Linked DNA regions of Homo sapiens: regions 1 and 2 are each linked to region 3. Evidence: chromatin contacts called from ENCODE Hi-C or POLR2A ChIA-PET data. All regions are on one chromosome and are shown on one strand. The core of a region is the stretch at or near the end of the contact, and the rest is flanking DNA. Distances in the headings are between cores, read along the strand shown. Region 1 holds the start of ATP5PD (ATP synthase peripheral stalk subunit d). Region 2 holds the start of SUMO2 (small ubiquitin like modifier 2). Region 3 holds the start of UBALD2 (UBA like domain containing 2).

Evidence for each region. A loop is a pair of places that touch in the nucleus more often than their neighbours do. ChIA-PET counts read pairs that join two places held with the same protein, here RNA polymerase II (POLR2A). Pooled maps may share reads with other maps.
Region 1: a loop to region 3 is called in a pooled map, with 4 times the contacts of the local background. The contact joins the promoter of ATP5PD here to the promoter of UBALD2 in region 3. A Hi-C loop is called at or near these places in 1 of 168 maps with a recorded cell type or tissue (ascending aorta) and 4 of 50 pooled maps. POLR2A ChIA-PET finds 5 or more read pairs at or near these places in 1 of 52 experiments (activated naive CD4-positive, alpha-beta T cell).
Region 2: a map of B cell shows a loop between it and region 3 (17-fold over the local background). The contact joins the promoter of SUMO2 here to the promoter of UBALD2 in region 3. A Hi-C loop is called at or near these places in 1 of 168 maps with a recorded cell type or tissue (B cell), 1 of 37 single-sample maps with no recorded cell type and 6 of 50 pooled maps.

What each region holds. Positions count from the first base shown.
Region 1 is chr17:75,044,753-75,048,438 of GRCh38, forward strand. It overlaps ATP5PD (ATP synthase peripheral stalk subunit d), which reads right to left and starts at 2,217. Exons shown (of 6, transcript NM_006356.3): 1 at 2,173-2,217. It overlaps KCTD2 (potassium channel tetramerization domain containing 2), which reads left to right and starts at 2,473. Exons shown (of 6, transcript NM_015353.3): 1 at 2,473-2,837. The coding sequence starts at 2,499. RefSeq lists enhancers at 1,684-1,753, 1,692-2,277, 2,162-2,456 and a silencer at 2,154-2,583.
Region 2 is chr17:75,181,569-75,184,831 of GRCh38, forward strand. It overlaps SUMO2 (small ubiquitin like modifier 2), which reads right to left and starts at 1,391. Exons shown (of 4, transcript NM_006937.4): 1 at 1,246-1,391. The coding sequence starts at 1,266. RefSeq lists an enhancer at 699-1,349 and silencers at 931-1,330, 1,461-1,690.
Region 3 is chr17:76,263,514-76,267,148 of GRCh38, forward strand. UBALD2 (UBA like domain containing 2) reads left to right here and starts at 1,835. Exons shown (of 3, transcript NM_182565.4): 1 at 1,835-2,112; 2 at 2,394-2,456. The coding sequence starts at 1,993. It overlaps LOC105371896 (a long non-coding RNA gene), which reads right to left and starts at 1,568. Exons shown (of 6, transcript XR_007065913.1): 1 at 1-1,568. RefSeq lists enhancers at 1,238-1,287, 2,548-2,647 and silencers at 1,638-1,937, 2,238-2,377.

The DNA.
Region 1 (3,686 bases), core at 967-3,466, 1.2 Mb before region 3:
GATCAGGGTCAGATATTAAAAGACTGCAAAGTCAAAAATCTCTATAAGCTTGGAGTGGAATGCAAGGGAGGCGGAAGCAGTCTTTCTCAGGATCTTCAAGAAAGTTGTCAAACACCTGTCCTGTCCTTCCTTTCTTTCTCAGGACAGCCTGTTTCCTGTTGTGGAGGGGAGGTGTTAAGGCAATTGGCATGTGATTTTAAAGTTACCAGGGAACCAAGCACCCTTACAGACTTTCCCAAACATCAGTGTATCGGGGAACTTGCCCCGATAGTCACATAGGTTCTTTTCTATTTTCCTAAGCGTCGACTGGCTTGACAGAGTACAAAAGAGAGAAATTTTAAAGCTGGGCGTCCGGGGGAGACATCACACGTTGGTAGGATCCGTGATGCCCCACAAGCCACAAAAACCAGCAAGTTTTTATTAGGGAGTTTCAAAAGGGGAGGGAGTATACGAATAGGTGTGGGTGACAGACATCAAGTACTTAACAGGGTAATAGAATATCACAAGGCAAGTGGAGGCAGGGTGAGATCACAAGACCACAGGACCAGAGCGAAATTAAAATTGCTAATGAAGTTTTGGGCACCATTGTCATTGATAACATCTTATCAGGAGACAGGGTTTTCAGATCAACCGGTCTGACCAAAATTTATTAGGTGGGAATTTCCTTTTCCTAATAAGCCTGGGATCGCTATGGGAGACTGGAGTTTATTTCACCCCTGCAGTCTCAACCATAAGAGACAGGTACGCCCCAGGGGGGCCAGTTCAGAGACCTACCCCTAGGTGCGCATTCTCTTTCTCAGGGATATCCCATGCTGAGAAAAAGAATTCAGCGATATTTCTCCCATTTGCTTTTGAAGGAAGAGAAATATGGCTCTGTTCTGCCCGGCTCACCGGCGGTCAGAGTTTAAGGTTCTCTCTTGTTCCCTGAACAATTGCTGTTATCCTGTTCTTTTTTCAGGGTGCCCACATTTCATATTGCTCAAACACACATGCTGTACAATTTTTGTAGTTAACACAATTATTACAGGGTCCTGGAACGATATACATCCTCAACTGACAGGATTAAGAGATTAAAGACAAGACAGGCATAGGAAATCAGAAGAGTATTGACTGGGGAAGTGATAAGTGTCCATGAAATCTCTACAATTTATGTTTAGAGATTGCAGTAAAGACAGGCATAAGAAATTACAAAAGTATTAATTTGGGGAACTAATAAATGTCCATAAAATCTTCACAATCCACGTTCTTCTGCCATGGTTTCAGCCGGTCTCTCTGTTTGGGGTCCCTGATTTCCCGCAACATCAGTGGAAAATGGAAGTCACAAATAACTTTGTGTGTGTGTGTGAGTGAGACGGAGTCTCGCACTGTCGCCTGGGCTGGAGTGTAGTGGCGTGGTCTCGGCTCACTGCAACCTCCGCCTCCCGGGTTCAAGCGATTCTCCTGCCTCAGCCTCCCGAGCAGCTGGGATTATAGGGGCCTTCCACCACGCCCAGCTAATTTTTTGTATTTTTAGTAGAGGCGGGGTTTCACTACGTTGGCCAGGCTGGTCTCGAACTCCTGACCTCGCGATTCGCCCGCCTTGGCCTCCTAAAATTCTGGGATTACAGGCGTGAGCCACCGCGCCCGGCGAAATTTTTTTTAATTCTTAAAAATCTATTGCTTAATCCCCAGCGCCTAGAACAGATCATGCGCATAGGAGGTGCTCAATGAATCTTTCTTGAATGAGTAACCGAACTCTGCACCCGAGGAGCCCTGAACGCTCTATACGTTCGAATCCTGGAAGCTGCCGAAGGGGAAGGGCGCAGCCCCGCAGCCAGCTGAGCGTCCCTCGGCAGGTTAACACTGTCTGCGTAATGTTTCCCCAGTCCCCCCACCAAACTATTGAAGTCTGCCGCGCTGGGAGCGGACTGCACGAGACACGGCTTGTGGCAGCGCCTACATCAGCGGCGCCTGGGACACAGCCGGGCCCCCCTGACCCCGCGCGCCAAGGAGGGCTGAGGAAGGGATCGCGGGGCGAGGAGCGGCAGCTACACAAGGGACACTCTGCCAGCGGGGCAAGCCGAGGGCCCAGCGTCCTTGACGGGGGCGTGACAAGGGTCGGCGTGAGGTTTGGAGAGGGCAGAGCAGAGGAGCCCTCCAGGGATCGGATCCAATGCCCCAAGCCCCACTCACCTTCACCGACCCTGGCTGCCCACGGTCCTCCGCAGCAAGTAACGGAAGTGGGTCACGGGAAGATCTTTCCTCAGCCAACCCCAAAGCCAAGGGGGTGGGCCTTGCTTCGCAGATCAGCCAATAGAGATGAGGGCTGGTTCCGGAAGTATCTTCCCGGGGGCGGGCACAGCGCCTCCCCCGCGCGGGTCCCCGGGCGCTGGTTGGGGGCGCTCCCGTCCCTCTCCCCTCTGCCCCACCCCCGCCGATGGGCCGGCCCGGCTCTCCCTGCCGAGAAATGGGCCGGCCCGGCTGCGCGCGGGCAGCAGCGGTGGCGGCGGCGGTCCAAGATGGCGGAACTGCAGCTGGACCCGGCGATGGCGGGGCTGGGAGGGGGCGGCGGGAGTGGGGTGGGCGACGGGGGTGGCCCAGTCCGCGGGCCCCCCAGCCCACGCCCGGCTGGCCCCACGCCCCGCGGGCACGGCCGCCCGGCTGCCGCCGTCGCGCAGCCGCTGGAGCCGGGTCCCGGACCACCCGAGCGGGCAGGGGGCGGCGGCGCGGCCCGCTGGGTCAGGCTGAACGTGGGAGGCACCTACTTCGTGACCACCAGACAGACCTTAGGCCGGGAGCCCAAGTCATTTCTCTGCCGCCTCTGCTGCCAGGAGGACCCGGAGCTGGACTCAGACAAGGTGTGCCCCGCCCTCGGGCGCGCCCCCGGGCCTTCGAACCCCCTGGTTTCTCGTAGATCGGTCCCCAGAGTCCTGAGACACGCTCCTCACAGGCAGCCCCCTCAGGCCGGGACCCCATCCTCCCCCTCCCTCCCACACTACTCGCAGGGGCCTCAGAGGGACCTCCCACTCCCCTTCTTCCATGCTGAGGCATACTCTGGCTTTCTCCCCGACCCCGCCCTTCGTTCTCTGAGACTCCTTCCCACACTGCGCCCACCTGCACCCACGAGAACGCACTCCACACCCCTTCTCCATATTCTCTGCCCCTGACATCCCACTGAGATCTGCATGAGTTTTCCCTGGCTCCTCTTCAGTCCCCCCACTGCCGGTGCCAGATGCATCCAGAACTGGGTCAGGGTTAGCTCAGGCATCCTTGTAGCTTTCTCAGACTCCCTCTCGGACCCCTCTGCCAAGTTGGGCTTCCACAGCTGCAGGAAGCGCTCCTTGTGATATCACACTGCTTTTCTATAGTCCTGGTCGCAGAACTTTTATCTGTTAACAGTCACTGGTTTAGGTCCATATTTAGATCAAATGCGTTTTTTGGAAAGAGGTTACTGTTTGCCGCTGCAAATCTAGGCTAAGACAGAAGGAAAATGAAAATTTTCCCGGGAAAATTTTGGGCAGGATGCATGGCTGCTAACCAAAGGGTTGAGAGGTGACAAGACACTTAAACCATTTCCAGTTTGAACTGTGTCAATTTCTTTTTAACTTTACGTATTCACCTTTAAGTTCTCAACTTAAAGGCACTGACCATAACTCACACCATCTTATATCCCATATAGCACTCAGCTGGTGACCTCAAAACAGAGC
Region 2 (3,263 bases), core at 141-2,640, 1.1 Mb before region 3:
AAGTACAACTGCAAGAAACAAAACAATAAATCTACAGCCTGCCATTCAAAACTCATTACCGTTGTCATTAAAAAGTTACCAAACTCAGTTTAATAACCTAAATCCAATCTCCATTAAAGGAAACACACAAACAAAAAAAACAATCGAAGAATATCCCGATTCCCCCCGGAACAGCGGTAATACTCAGTCAGGACCACAGTTAACGTTCTCCTCTATTAGCAGCTTCATTTTTATTTTCGGTTAAGAGCACTTATTCTCCCCTCCCCCCCTTTGTTGTCATGGGTCAAATACACAGTTTTATCCTGATTTGTTTCTTGTAGATTTCGACCCAACCTAAAGTTGTCCAAAATCGAGTGCAGAAGCAATTCTGTAGCCCTAAAACGCTCCAGAAAGTAAAGGCGCGGGAGGCGGGGGGTGCCACCAAACTAAAAGCAGCAAGTCCCGTGTGCCCCGATGATGGGTGTCCCCAAGTCCTCCCGGGAAGTCTCCGGGTGCCTCAAAAGCCGCGTTCAAAAGTTAAGCCGCACAAAGTCTCTCTGCTCGTACCTGTGCCTCCAACTTCATGAAACCACATGGTGTTCGCGGATTAGGGGTTCGTTGGCACCCAGGGAAAAGCCGCTGCCCCTCCCCCTTCGGGCCCCTGAGGCTATTAAAGTGGGAAATACTCCACGGGAATCCCCCTACCCCCAGGCCCAGGACGGCGGCCCGCGGGCATCCAGGTTCCTGCCCGTCCGCAGCCCATTGATTCGCCCCGAACCCTCGCCCCGCCGCCGCGGCCCCAGGCAGGGGTCCCCAGATGCCCGCGGTTCCTACCCGAGAGGTGAAGCCCGAGCCCAGAGGACTCCTCGCCGCCTCGGAGACTGCAACACCCGACGCGGGGTCGACAGAAGGTGGAGACCCCGCGCGCCCTAACGCCCCTCCTCACGCGCGCCGGCCGGCTGGGCCAAGAATCCCCGTTCGGGGCTGGTGGGTCCGCGGGCGTCCGCTTTCTGCCCGCCCAACTCGCGCCCGGCGCGCACTCGGAGGCCGCCGGGGGCGGGAGAGAGCGGCGGGGCCTCCTTCGGCGCGGGAGGGAGGAAGAGAGGGAGGGAGGAAAATGGCGCGGAGCGCCCGGGCCTGAGCCGCGGCCGGCCCCGTGGGGGGCCCGGGAAAGCGCTGGGAGCCAGCGGCGGGCTCTGGCCGGACCCCGGCCCGCGCCATGACCCCCACCGCGCGGCGAGGCGAAGGGGCCGGCGGCGAGCTCACCTTGGGCTTTTCGTCGGCCATGGCGAGCGCCGGAGTCTCCTCAGCTGCCGCTTCACAAAAGAGGTACCAGGTCCGCACCAAACGAGCACACAAGCAGCACCAGGAGCGGCAGAAGAAGGAGGCGGCAGCGGTGGACGAGGGGAGAGGGTGCGCGCACGTCGTGCGCTCCCTCCCCCCACCCTGCGTGCGCGAGCACGAGTAGCCGAAGCCTCCCATTGGCTGGCGCCTCGCGGGAGCGCGCAACGCTTACATAACCACCCCCACCCCCCGTCCCACGCCACCGCGTCCTGGGCCAGGCGCCCGCCCGGCCGGCGGGAAGAGGCGCGGACACGCGCACCCGGCCCGCCGCGGGGGCGCGCCTGGCTCTGGGCGGGGCTGTATTGTCCTCCTTCGTGGTGGAGCATAATCAAAATGGCTTCCAGCTGGTCCTCGGTGGGAACGATGAGGCTCGAGGCTTTAGACGTAAGCCATAGGCCAGGGAAGGCAGACTTACTAGAGGAGGAAGGGGATTCCTAAATCAAAGCCCCAGCATGAGGTTCTGGAAAAATCTCTCTCATTCAGTGGACCAGCAGCCCTCCCATGGTTACTTCCTCTCAGTCAATCTCAACCTGCTTCCCACCGGACTCTTGCCTAAAATGCAGTGTCTTCTTCTTCTTCTTCTTCTTCTTTTTTTTGAGACGGAGTCTCGCTCAGTCGCCCAGGCTGGAGTGCAGTGGCACGATCTCGGCTCACAGCAACCTCTGCCTCCCGGGTTCAAGTGATTCTCCTGCCTCAGCCTCCCGAGTAGCTGAGACTACAGGTACCCGCCACAACGCCCGGCTAATTTTTCGTAGAGACGGGGTTTCACCGTGTTAGCCAGGATGGTCTCGATCTCCTGACCTCGTGATCCGCCCGCCTCGGCCTCCCAAAGTGCTGGGATTACAGGCGTGAGCCACCGCGCCCGGCCTACAGTGTCTTCTTCTGTCCTGCTGGTAACCCTAGACTTTGACTAGCTACGGGAAAATATTCATGTATTCATTCAACGAGATCCTTACTCATCGCCTGTCTTCCAAGAGGAAACAGTATCCATAAGCGAGAACTACCCAACAATCAAGCTTCCAGCCAATTTAATCCTTTCCTCGTTGCATCCAGTTAAAACATACACATGCGTCCCTCCTGTCTGAAGAACAATCCGATGTGTGTGCACTGGATTCCATCTCGCTTCTTCCCCCGGGGCTTTATTATTTCCTTTTGTCCCTGAATTTTCTTCCTCTCCTCCGTTAGTATAGAAAAAAAAAAAAAAGCTCCCAATTCTATGAAGTTACCATCCTATCTCTCTCCATTCTTGGCCAAACAGCTCGAAAAAATGTCCCCGCCAGCTGTCTCCAACCCCTCCCCTCCCACTCACTCCTCAACCCACTGCAATCTGGTGCTGTCCCCAAAGTTCCACTAAAACTGCTCTCCACAAGGTCACCGCAGACTTCTTTGCTGAATCCAGTATGCTTCTCAGTTTGTCACTCCTCTTGAACTTTGCAGGAGGTAGGTTTTCCTCTCATCTCTAGCCTGTCCTTTGTTCTCTCTGCAATTTTTTTTCTTACTCACTCCTTCCCTTAACTGTTCCTTAGGGTTTTCTTCAAGATCCTTTTATCACTCCATTCCCTCTCCGAGGATGATTTCACCGATTTTCATTACCATCTCTTTGCTAATGATCCTCAAATCCATTATTTCTAGTCCACGTCTTTCTTCTGAGTTTCCAGTTGATTTCTGAACATCTCCACTTGGATATCCCAGAGGCACCTCAGACCCAGCAACTCTCAACTAAAACTCCTCACTTTACCTTCCACATGGGTCCTTCTTCCTGACCTGTCACTCTTAAACTGAGTGACACACCACTACAACAGCTGCCCCAAGCTGGAAAGGCCAGCAACATTCCTGACTTCTTCTCCTTCACACACTCCTCATCCAATCAATCTTGGCCAAATCTTGTCTATTCCACCTTCTTACCAAATCTAATTTCTTTGGCCTCTGGATGGAGCTGC
Region 3 (3,635 bases), core at 585-3,084:
TAGGCAAAGTCAAGATAGAACCACGACGTGCTTTCTTATTATAAGCCTCCTTCTGTTCTGCAGACCTTTAGCTGGTTAAAATACACTCTGTAATTAGTAGTTCAGATAAAAAACTCACAAAGTTCTCCTGAAACAGAAACTCTTAACAGTGAATCCCTAACAATATTTATCTTCCCAATCTCTTCTGCCCCTTCCCCAATCTGCTTAAACTCCTAGTTCTTTTCCTACCCCCACAATTCTCAAACACAGCCCTGAAGATCAAACTCTAATCCAGAAGATGGAAGCTCAGCACATACAAACAAATTTGGGGCCAGGCATGGTGGCTCACACCTGTAATCCCTGTGCTTTGGGAGGCTGAGGCAGGAGGATCACTTTAGTCCAGGAGTTCAAGACCAGCCTGGGCAACAATAGTGAGATCTCATCTCTACCAAAAATTCAAAAATTAGTCAGGCATGGTGGTGTGTGCCTGTAGTCCCAGCTACTCGAGAGGCTGAGGCAAGAGGATCGCTCGAAGTTACAGTGAGCCATGATCATGTCACTCTAGCCCTATCTAACAACCACCACCACCAAATTTTGGACTTTAAAGGGCTACCACTGAGAAACAGTATCTCTGTAGAAACACTCACTGTTTGTTATTGTTTGTTTTTATTTGGTAGAGATGGAGTCTGTGCTATGTTGCCCAAGCTGGTGTTGAACTCCCGGCCTCAAGTTATCCTCCTGTCTCGGCCTCCCAAAGTGCTGGGATTATAGGTGTAAGCCATCCCAACCCCAGACTCCACCCCTACTGCCACCCGTTGTTTTTTTAAAAGATGGTAGAAATTAAAGCTTCATCTTAGCTTTCGTGACAAGCAAGAGAAAAAAAAAAAAAGAAAATTAAAGCTTCAGTTAGGTCAACCGATTTAACAAGAAAAAATTCTTGACTTGGCATTTTGGCCACTGAGAAAGTCTCACTTTTTTCCTTGCATATTTCCTTGCATATCGTATTTATTGTACATAAATCTTGGCTTCCATCTTCAGAGAGCAAAGTCTTTGGTCTAAAAACTGAGAAAATACTGCTCGATCCTTGCGGTGGGTAGTGATTAGAAGAGGGCAGGACGCGGGTTCCTAGGGTGCAAGTAACGTTCTGTTAATTGATCTGGGTGTTCACTTGGTGAAAAGTCTGGAAGCTGTACCTGCGACATCGCACTTTCCTAATGTACGTTATATTTCAATAAAAGATTTTTTTAAATTGGACTGCTTGAAAGTTATTTTTAAAAATTACATGCTTTTGAGACTTGAGCAGCTGCAAAGGCTCTGTTTTCTATTTTGATCATTCTGTTTCTCGAGATGACCACATCTTTCAGAGGAAATGAGTCAAAGCCACTCTGTCTTGCTTTTCCAGCTGAGCATGTTCTGTTTCAATGAAGTAATGAATGAACTTGGCCGCACCACCCCCAAGCCTACAACAGCAAACAGAGGGCCCTCGGCCAATCAGCAGGCACTCCGGGTTTTCAAGTTGAGTTCAAACAGGACCACCGGAGGCCAATCAGAGTGCGCGGCCCCGCCCCGAACGCCCGGCCGTGACCAACCACGAGGCCGGATGAGCCAAAACACAGCGGCCGGCCAATGCTGGGGAGCCCCACGGCGCCGAGCTCCGCCAATGGGCGCGGCCGGGCGAAAAGAGAAACAGTGAGGGCCCCACAGGCCGCAGGATTCGAATCGAACGTCCTTACGGGAGCCGGGCGCTGGCGGAGCGGCGCCCCGGCCAATCAGCGGCAGTCCCCGAACGTTGGGCCGGCCCAGCCCCGCCCCGCGCTGTTGTTTGTGGTGTCGGCCGGGCCGCGGGAGTCGAACCACAACATTCGCCGGGCGGGCGGCGGCGGAGCGGGCGGCGGAGCGGCGGCAGCAGCGGTGAGCGCGAGCCCCGGAGCCCCGGGCGGCCGGCCTCCCGCGCCCGCGCAGCCCCGCGTCTGCGTCCGGCCGGAGACGCCGGGCCCCGCGCCGCGCCGCGCCATGTCGGTGAACATGGACGAGCTGCGGCACCAGGTCATGATCAACCAGTTCGTGCTGGCCGCGGGCTGCGCGGCCGACCAGGCGAAGCAGTTGCTGCAGGCGGCCCACTGGCAGTTCGAGGTGCGAGCCTGGCCGCCGCGGGGCCGGGCCGCGGGGGTCGGGGACGCCGGGCGGCGGCGGGGGCGGGGAGCGCTCCTGTTGTCGGCCCGGAAGGCGATCGGCGCCCGCGAGCGGGTCTTACGCGGGACCGGGGCCGGGACCGGCTCCCCTCTGCACGTGGGGCAGCCGAGGGTCGGGGGCCGCGGGCCGGGCGCGGAGGCGGGGAGAGCCGGTGGGGGGCCCAGCCGCTGCGTTTCCTGACTCCGCCTGGCCCGCCGTGTCACTGCCCTGTTTGTCCGCAGACCGCGCTGAGCACGTTCTTCCAAGAAACCAACATTCCCAACAGCCACCACCACCACCAGATGGTAAGCGGCGGCGGGCAGGGGCGCGGGCCGGGGCCGCTGTCAGCGCGGCGGTGACAGCCATGTTGCCGGGGAGCGCCGCGCCGCGAATGTAAACAAAGAGCCAAAATGTCTTCCAGGAAAGAGCGGCTCCCGGGCCGGCGCTGGCGCCTCCAACTTTGAGGCCCGCCTCCCGGGCTGCTGCTGCTTGGCCTCGGGACTGGTGCCCGGCACTGGTCCCTGGGGGGAAGCGGCGCCAAAGTTGGGGGGAGGGGGAGAGGGCCGGGGGCCTGGCGAGGGGCTCAGGAGCTGGGGGACCCCAGAGCCAGGGGATGGGGAGGGGGAGAGGGTGATGCCCGGACGTCTGGGGCACTGGGAAGCCCGCGCGAAGGGCCCAGGGAGGGCGATGGGGGTGCTTGTGTTTATGGGGACCCCCTCGTGCTGTTGAGTGGTTTCCCCCCTCCCCCTCCACACACACACACACCCAGCGCTACAGGGAACAGGAAAGGCATGAATCCACCCTGGCTCAGGAAGCCGGGCTCTACCCACAAAGATCTGTTCAACCTTCCGAAGCCCAAGGGGACTGGGAAGTTGGAAGGACATACATCCCCCAAGCCAGGAGGACACACAGATTTTGACCCAAGATAAGGCCAGGAATGTGTCTTTAATCTCTGTGTTGAGCTCCACCAGCCCAGCACACAGAGAAGTGGTCCGGGGTCTGGATTTGCTTTCTTTTTCATTCTAGCCCAGGCCCAAGCTTTTGCCCTCCTGGCCATGGGGTACTCTGCTTTCTTGAGGCCCAGGACATCTCTCCTGTACCCTACCCCCCTAGTTACCTATTAGCCCTGCTGGGGGAGGAGGGGCAGGGCTCAGCGATAGGGATCTTAAAACATTGTTCCCCAGGAGAGCTGTTGTGGACTCTAGGTGCATTTTTGGGATTTTTAACACTTGGTGCCCTTGCCTTTGGCTCTCTGTTTTCATCTAGTCACAGAGGACAAGTAGAGGGGTCTGTCTTGACCTTGTTAGCTAGTTTTTCTCAGAATGGCTGATGCTGTATATAAATCAAGCCAAAATGGCATTTGAGTATGATGGGAGCATGGTGCTGGCCACAGGGCTCTTAGAAACCCAAGAGGGTTTCATCTCCAGGGGACACCGTCCCCTGCACTTGACCAGGAGAAATGGCCAGCACCCGCCTATGCTTGA